Regions from separate parts of the Homo sapiens genome. Here region 1 is linked to region 2. Evidence: read pairs that join two places in POLR2A ChIA-PET (ENCODE). Cell type or tissue: B cell. All regions are shown on one strand.

Region 1 (4,000 bases), 260 kb after region 2:
TTTTTTTTTTTTTTTTTTTGAGACGGAGTCTCGCTCTGTTGCTCAGACTGGAGTGCAATGGCACAATATCGGCCCACTGCAACCTCTGCCTCCCGGGTTCAAGCGATTCTGTTGCCTCAGCCTCCCGATTAGCTGGGACTACAGGCGCCTGCCACTACGCCCGTCTAATTTTTGTATTTTCAGTAGAGACCTGGTTTCACCATATTGGACAGGCTGGTCTCGAACTCCTGACCTTGTGATCCACCCGCCTCAACCTCCTAAAATGCTGGATCACAGGCGTGAACGCACCCGGCCCCTATTTTCAGTTTTCATAAGTAAGCTCTAGTTAAGTCTTCAATACATATTAAATAGCACCTTATACAAACTTGAACTAAGGCAACACGTCCTTCGTTTAAAAAAAAGTTGGATGAACCCTCCTTAGTACCTAAGCTTTTTTTCCCAACTACTTTTCAAACATCAGTTTAATGTTACAAACACAATTCCATTCACCTTCCGTTGTTTTTTTGTTTTGTTTTGTTTTGTTTTTTGTTTCCGAAACAAAAACAGCTGGAAACTCACTTATTGTGTACTTACTACTCCAGGCACACGTTTGTAAATACATGTGAATGGAAATATAAAAGGAATTGTGAAACCCTGTCCCTAACAGGTTTTTTTCCCTGACAAAAAGCCAACGAAAGTCAAAAGACCTCAAATTCAAGTTGGAACATGATTTAAAACTAACGGAGCACTAGTAGCGGGAACACTAGCAGCATGATCACTTAACACGGTCTCCTAGGACATTTGTTTCCAAAAAAGAATTCTCGAGTAACCAAAGGTATGCAGATGCGTGAAACGCAGGAGCAGATGATAAACAGTCTGGATGCAGAAGAGCAGAGACCAAAGTACTACCAGGCAATGGACAGCGAACTCCTGGAAGTCTTGAGGTTATCCTTTGGCTCAACACGTAAAACCCTAAGGGTGCGGATAATCAAAAGACACAGCGATGAGGTACTGGGGTAGCTGCTTCAAGGAGATGAGAAGACTGGGATGCCAAGAACGCTTTAATTGCAGACGGGGAAATGAGACTGAAAGACCAACCTGAGATGGCAAAGCGACAGTGAAAACTAGCAAGTCTTTGAAATTTAGGCGCAGCCCAGGACAGCCTGAGGCCCAGGCTAGCTTAAGTCACAGATACAGGCCTAGTGAGCAATGGGGAGAAACTGAGGCGGGGGGGAGCGGCTGGATTCCCAAATAGGACCAAGCATAAAACATTAAAGTCAAGACACAAACCGGCTTTGCTGGGGGACCAGAGGGAGGGCCAAAAACGCAAGACTCAGAAGACCGGCACCCACACAGACAGGGGGAACCGGTTTGGGCAGGGGCTCCCAGAGCGGCCCAGCCTGCGCATGCGCCCTCTCCCCTCCGTCGCAGTTCCCCCTCCCCCCAATCACGGCTCCCCTCAGAACTCGGCCCGTCGAGGGAGCTGAGAGCAGCTCCACTGGCCCGACCCCGCGGGATGAGAAGACAGCTTGGCTCCCCGCAGGGGCCGTCGGAAAATACCCCTGGGGTTGGTAGGTAGGAGGGTGGGAGGAGGAGGAGGGGAAACACGGCCCTACCCGACCTGCCGTCTCCTCCTCCGCCGCCCGCCGCTCGCCGTCCCGGAGGCTCCGCCGCCTGGGCCTCCCAAACCGCCCTGTCCCCGCCCCCCCACCCCTTTACTCACGTGAGAGCGACTTCTTCCGCCCTCCGCCCCGCCCCCTGCCCCGTCTCATAGGTCTGCGACCATGACGAGCGACCCTATTGGCCCAATACCGGGAAGCGAGGCGGAGCTTCCTCTTCTCCGAGCCCCACCTGGGCTTTCAGCCCGCCTCAGGACTGTGCGCCTGCGCGAAGTGCACTGGCTGTGAGCTGGACCTGGGCTGTCTTGTGTATTTGGAGTTGGACAGCCAACTACGTGACTGCAGCCGGGACTGGGGACGATGGAAGCGGACTGGGTAGTACCTGTTGAGCCTAACAAAGGGTACAACCCCAGAGTACTGGTGCTTGAGCAAGGAATCCCCCTGCTCACCTTTCATGTGCAAGTCCTGTTTGAAAATCAGTACTTCACAGTGTAATAAAATTCACCTGGCATTTACTGAGGGCGCACGGTGTGTCAGGGATTGTGATGGTTCTTTATGTGGCTATCTCATTTCAGCTTCACCACAAACCCGTCAGAATGGTACCATTTTTCTCCTTTTATAAAGTAATTTAGCTTTAGTTACAGAATCCAGTCTAGAAGTCAAAACTTCCGACTGCCAAGTCCTAAAACCACTGGTACAACACAGCTGCCTAAAGGCATTTAAGGCACACAAGAGGACAGAAATGGACAAGGTTACATCAGATTGTGACTCAAAGATGAGATTTTTATTTAAAAATCATTCAAAGGTGAAACACAGCAACAGCAATATAATGAAGTTTAAAGTCCCTGTCCTCAATGAATGTACAATGCAGTTGGGAACAAAAACAATGATTATTAAAGTGCTAGTTAAGTCTTATTTTTAAAGAGACCCTATCTTGTCCAGGATGCAGTGCTGTGGCTATTCACAGACGATCATATCACACTCCACCCTCGAACTCCTGGGCTCAAGCTATCCTACCACCTCAGCCTCCTGAGTAGCTGGGACTGTACATAGGCATGCACCACTGCACCTGGCTCATAAGACTTGATAATTTATAAAATAATTCTACAGCCTCTTCCTTACTCTTCCCCTTTATTTATTCCAACTGGCATATGCTCTTTTCCTGGTGAGTGAGTCGTCTACAGTGTTTTCTGGTGGATAATGCATCCCGATCAACCAGAGAAAAAACAGTGAGAAAAATCTGTGTTCTGTTGCAATCCCTCTGTGATTTGTCTAATACAATAGATGTGGGTGTACCCCTGCAGAAAAATAGTTTCGCTTCCTTTCTCCTTATACAGTTACAAAATATCCATTTCAAGATATTCAAAGAATAAAGTATTAGGGAGAAAGTAAAATCCCCTGAACTCCCAACAAAACCACTTTTAACGTTTTGGTGCCCATACTTTCATGTATTTCTTGATTCATGGACACCCCAAATATTTATGTAAATCTTAACATACATTTTTAAATAAAATTGTACTACACAATCAGTACAACATGCTTTGGAGAATAGACACAAGCTAAAACAACAACAAAAAAAGAAAACATTGCATTTAAAAAAAATTTTTTTTAATAAAAAAGGCCAGGTGTGGTGGCTCATGCCTGTAATTTTAACACTTTGGGAGGCTGAGGTGGGAGGATGGCTTGAGCCTAGGAGTTCGAGACCAGCCTGGGCAACATAGTGAGACCGTGTCTCTATGTTTTAATGAAAAACAAAAAAAAACCATGGCATTCCCAGGGCCAATGTTAATACTTTAGAGTATATCCTTCTGTGTGTGTGTATTTTTTTTTTCAAAATGAGATCACTTTAGTCATCTCCTTTTTCAATTAAAAATATCTACCTTATTTCAGTACATTTTCTTCTCACCTAATTCCTAGATCACATTCACATTTTCTATCCATCTAAAGTTATTTTTACAGTTGGCTTTCTTAACTCAGTAATGTTACAGGAAAATTTCCTCTCACATAATACCTAACTACAATCAAATATTCTGTTGACCAAATTATATTTTTCTACAACCAGTATACCCAAATTATCCAATTCAGGACCATACATTCCATCTGGTTACATCCCTTGACTTTTTAATTATGGCACTTAAAAAAAAATTAAAAGATTCTTGTTCACTGTAGAAATCAGGCCACTTGAAGTGCAAAATGTTTTTATCTGAGTGGTTGCTTCCTCATGAAGTCATTGAGCTTGTTCCTGCAAGCCTTGTATTTCTTGAACAAGAAAGTTATATTTGAAGACTCAGTGGATTCAAGTCAAACATATCAGACTAGTATACCTCACAAGTGACAGGTTATACTTCATGTTTCATTATATTACATACAACGTTATGAATCTAACATGTTAGATATTATGT
Region 2 (4,000 bases):
CTGGGAAAATTGGCAAGCTACATGTAGTAGATGAATGAAACTGTCTATCTCTCACTATATACAAAAATCAAGATGGAACAAGGACTTAAATGTAAGACCTGAGACAATAAAAATTCTAGAAGGTAATGTTGGAAAAATTCTTCTAGACATTGGCCTAGGCAAAGAATTTATGGCTAAGACCCCGAAAGCACATGCAACAAAAACAAAAATAAATAAATGGGACCTAATTAAACTAAAAAGCTTCTGCAAAAGAAATAATAGAGTAAACAGGCAACCCACACAATAGGTGAAAGTATTTTCAAACTACGCGTCCAACCAAGGACTAGTATCCAGAATCTATAAGGAACTCAAATCAAGAAAAAAAAAATCCCATTAAAAAGCAGGCAAAAGGCCGGGCGCCGTGGCTCACACCTGTAATCCCAGAACTTTGGAAGGCTGAGGTGGGTGGATCACCTGATGTCAGGAGTTAAAGACCAGCCTGGCCAATATAGTGAAAATGTGTCTCTACAAAAATACAAAAAAAATTAGCCTGGCATGATGGCGGGTGCCAGTTAGCTACTTGGGAGGCTGAGGTGGGAGATTTGCTTGAACCCAGGAGGTGGAGATTGCGGTGAGCTGAGATCGTGCCATTGCACTTCAGCCTGGGTGATGGAGTGAGACTCTGTCTCAAAAAAATAAAAAATAAAAAGTAGGCAAAAGACATGAATAGACATTTCTGAAAAGAAAATATATAAATGGCCAGGATACATATGAAAAAAATGCTCAACATCACTAATCACCAGGGAAATGCAGATTAAAACCACAGTGAGATACCACCCTACTCCTGAAAGAATGGTCATTATTAAAAAGACAGAGCCAGGCTCCGTGGCTCACGCCTGTAATCCCAGCACTTTGAGAGGTCTAGGCAAACAGATAACTTGAGGTCAGGAGTTTGAGACAAGCCACCCAACAGGGTGAAACCCTGTCTCTACTAAAAATACAAAAATTAGCGGGACATGGTGGCTGGTACCTGTAATCCCAGCTACTCGGGAAGCTGAGGCAGGAGAATCGCTTGAACCCGGGAGGTGGAGGTTGCAGTGAGCTGAGATCGCGCTACTGCATTCCAGCCTAGGTGACAGAGCGAGACTCCGTGTCAAAAAAAAAAAAAAAAAAAAAAAAAGAAATATGTTTCACAGCAACTTGTATGGAGCTAGAGGCCATTATTCTAAGTGAAGTATCACAGGAGTGGAAAGCCAAGCTATGAGTAAGTGAAAGCTAAGTTATGAGTACCCAAAGGCATACGGAGTGATATAATGAATTTTAGAGACTCAGAAGAGGCACGGCGGGAGGGGAGCCTGGGATTAACAAAAAACTACACATTAGGTATAGTGTACACTACTTGGGTGATGAGTGCACTAAAATTTCAGAATTTACCATTTTATATTTCGTCCATGTAACAAAACCCACTTGTACCCCAAAAGGAATTGAAATAAAAAAAATTACTGACTGTAATCACCCTGTTGTGTTATCAAATACTAGATTGTTTTCCTTCTATTTAACTATGTTTTTTGTACCCATATACCATCTCCACTTCTTCCCCACCCTCTCGGCCTCTGATAACCATCATTCTGCTCTCTATTTCTTTGAGTTTAATTGTTTAATTTTTAGCTTCCACAGATGAGTAAGAACATTTGAAGTTTTTTTTTCTGTGTCTGGCTTACTTCATTTAACCTAATGACTTCCAGTTCCATCCATGTTGTTGTTGCAAGTAACAAGATCTCATTCTTTTTTATGGCAGAATAGTACTCCATTATGTATATGTACCATATTTACTTTATTCATTCGTCTCTTCACGGACATTTAGGTTGCTTCCAAATCTTGGCTATTGTTAATAGTGCTGCAATAAGCATGGGAGTGCAGTTACCTTTTCGATGTACTGATTTCTTTTCTTTTGGGTATATACCTAGCCGTGAGATTGCTGAATCATATAGTAGTTCCATGTTTAGTTTTTTGAGGAACCTTCAAACTGTTCTCCAAACTGGTTGAACTAATTTACATTCCTACCAACAGTATACAAGGGTTTCCTTTTCTATATATCTTTGCCAGCATTTGTTATTGCCTGCTTTTTGGATAAAAGCCATTTTAACTGGGATAAGATTATATCGCATTATAGTTTTGATTTGCATTTCTCTGATGATCAGTGATGTTGAGTACCATTTCATACACCTGTTTGCCATTAGTATGCCTTCTTTTGAGAAGTACCTATTCAAATTTTTTGTCCATTTTTTAATTGGGTTATTAGATTTTTTTTTCCTATTGAGTTGTTTGAGCTCCCTGTATATTTTGGTTATTAATCTGTTGTCAGATGGATAGTTTGCATCTAATGGAACTATTTTCTTCCATTCTTTGGGTTGTCTCTTTACTTTGTTGATTGTTTCCTTTGCTTTGCAGAAGCTTTTCAACTTGATGTGATACCATTTGTCCATTTTTGCCTTGGTGGCCTTTGCTGTGGGGCATTACTCAATACAGCATTGCCCAGTCCAATGTCCTGGATAGTTTCTCAATGTTTTCTTTTAGTAGTTTTATAGTTTCAGGCCTTAGATTAATTCTTTAATCCACTTTGATTTGATTTTTGTATATGATGAAAGATAGGGGTCTAATTTCCTTCTTTCGCATATGGATATCCAGTTTTCCCAGCACCATTTATTGAAGACCCTGTCCTTTCCATAGTGTATGTTCTTTGAACCTTTGTCACAAATGAATATCCACTGGAGATGTATGGATTTACTTCTGGGTTCTCTATTATGTTCCATTGGTCTTTGTGTCTGTTTTTATATCAGCATGTGTCTGTTTTTATGCCAGCACTATGCTGTTTTTGTTACAACAGCTCTGTCATATAATTTGAAGTCAGATAATGTAATTCCTCCAGTTTTGTTCTTTTTACTCACGATAGTTTTGGCTAGTCTGGGTCTTTGGTGGTACTGTGTAAATTTTAGGATTTTATTTTTTTCTATTTCTGTGAAGACTGTCATTAGTATTTTAGCAGAGATTGCATTGAACCTGTAGATTGCTTTGGATGGTATGGACATTTTAACAATATTGACGCTTCCAATCCATGAATATAGAATATCTTTTCAATTTTTTTGTGTCCTCTTCAATTTCTTCCATCAGCACTTTATAGTTTTCATTGTAGAGATCTTTCACTTCTTTGGCTACGTTTAGTCCTAGGTATTTAGTTTTATTCACAGCCATTATAAATGGGATTATTTTCTTGATTTCTTTCAGAGTGTTTGCTGTTGGCATATAGAAATGCTACTGATTTTTGTATGTTGATTTTGTATCCTGCAACTTTACTGAATTTGTTTGTCAGTTCTAATAGTTTTTTTGGTGCAGTTTTCAGGTTTTTGCAAATATGAGATCATATTATCTGCAAATAAGGATAATTTGGCTTCTTTCCAATTTGAATGCTCCTTATTTCATTCTCTTGTCTGATTATTTTAGCTAGGACTTCCCAATAGTCAGATTTTAGATAGTGTTGTAAGGTATAGGTAACAGGATTTAATGATGGATCAGATGTGAGATGTGGGAGGAAGAAAGGAGTCAGGGATGACTTTCAAGTTTTTGGCATGAACAATTAAAGGGATGAAGTAGTTGCCTTCTCTTGAGGGAGGGAAGACCAGGAGGAGCAAACTTGTGTGGTTTTTTGTTTTGTTTTGTTTTGTTTTTTGTTTTTGATGCATTAGGTTTAAGATGCTTATTAAACATCCAAGTGGATGTGTTGATTATTTATTTGAATGTGAATTTGGAACTCAGGTCCATATGAATTTGGGAGATCCTCAGTATATAGATGGTATTTAAAGTCTCAAACCTAGATAACATTGCCAAGGGAATGTTGAAGGTAAGATAGAGAAGAGATGAAGTCTGAGGGCTGAGTCTTGAGGCACTTCAGCGTTTAGAGGTTGTGGAGATAAAGAAGAAAAGGATACAAGGGAGTAATTTATAAAGTAGGAGGAGAACTAAG

The links. ChIA-PET counts read pairs that join two places held together with the same protein. Peaks named below come from ENCODE experiments on the same cell type or tissue, not always from the same donor. Only the 100,000 strongest peaks of a DNase experiment are listed, where the experiment ranks them.
Region 1: POLR2A ChIA-PET joins it to region 2 with 10 read pairs; 2 of 35 experiments call an interaction of 5 or more read pairs at or near these places.

Annotation. Positions count from the first base shown.
Region 1 is chr9:122,938,689-122,942,688 of GRCh38, reverse strand. RABGAP1 (RAB GTPase activating protein 1) reads right to left here and starts at 1,669. Exons shown (of 26, transcript NM_012197.4): 1 at 1,596-1,669. LOC105379839 (a long non-coding RNA gene) reads left to right here and starts at 1,441. Exons shown (of 2, transcript XR_001746924.3): 1 at 1,441-1,550; 2 at 1,754-2,113. RefSeq lists silencers at 1,400-1,729, 1,740-1,899 and enhancers at 1,146-1,870, 2,060-2,129. In B cell, no CTCF peak of the experiment used is centred here; a DNase peak (open chromatin) is centred at 1,758; H3K4me3 peaks cover 1,505 bases; H3K27ac peaks cover 1,469 bases.
Region 2 is chr9:123,194,827-123,198,826 of GRCh38, reverse strand. The region is part of intron 2 of STRBP (spermatid perinuclear RNA binding protein); the gene reads left to right. Among named protein-coding and RNA genes, the nearest start is that of STRBP, 72 kb to the left of the region's middle. In B cell, no CTCF peak of the experiment used is centred here; no DNase peak of the experiment used is centred here; H3K27ac peaks cover 247 bases.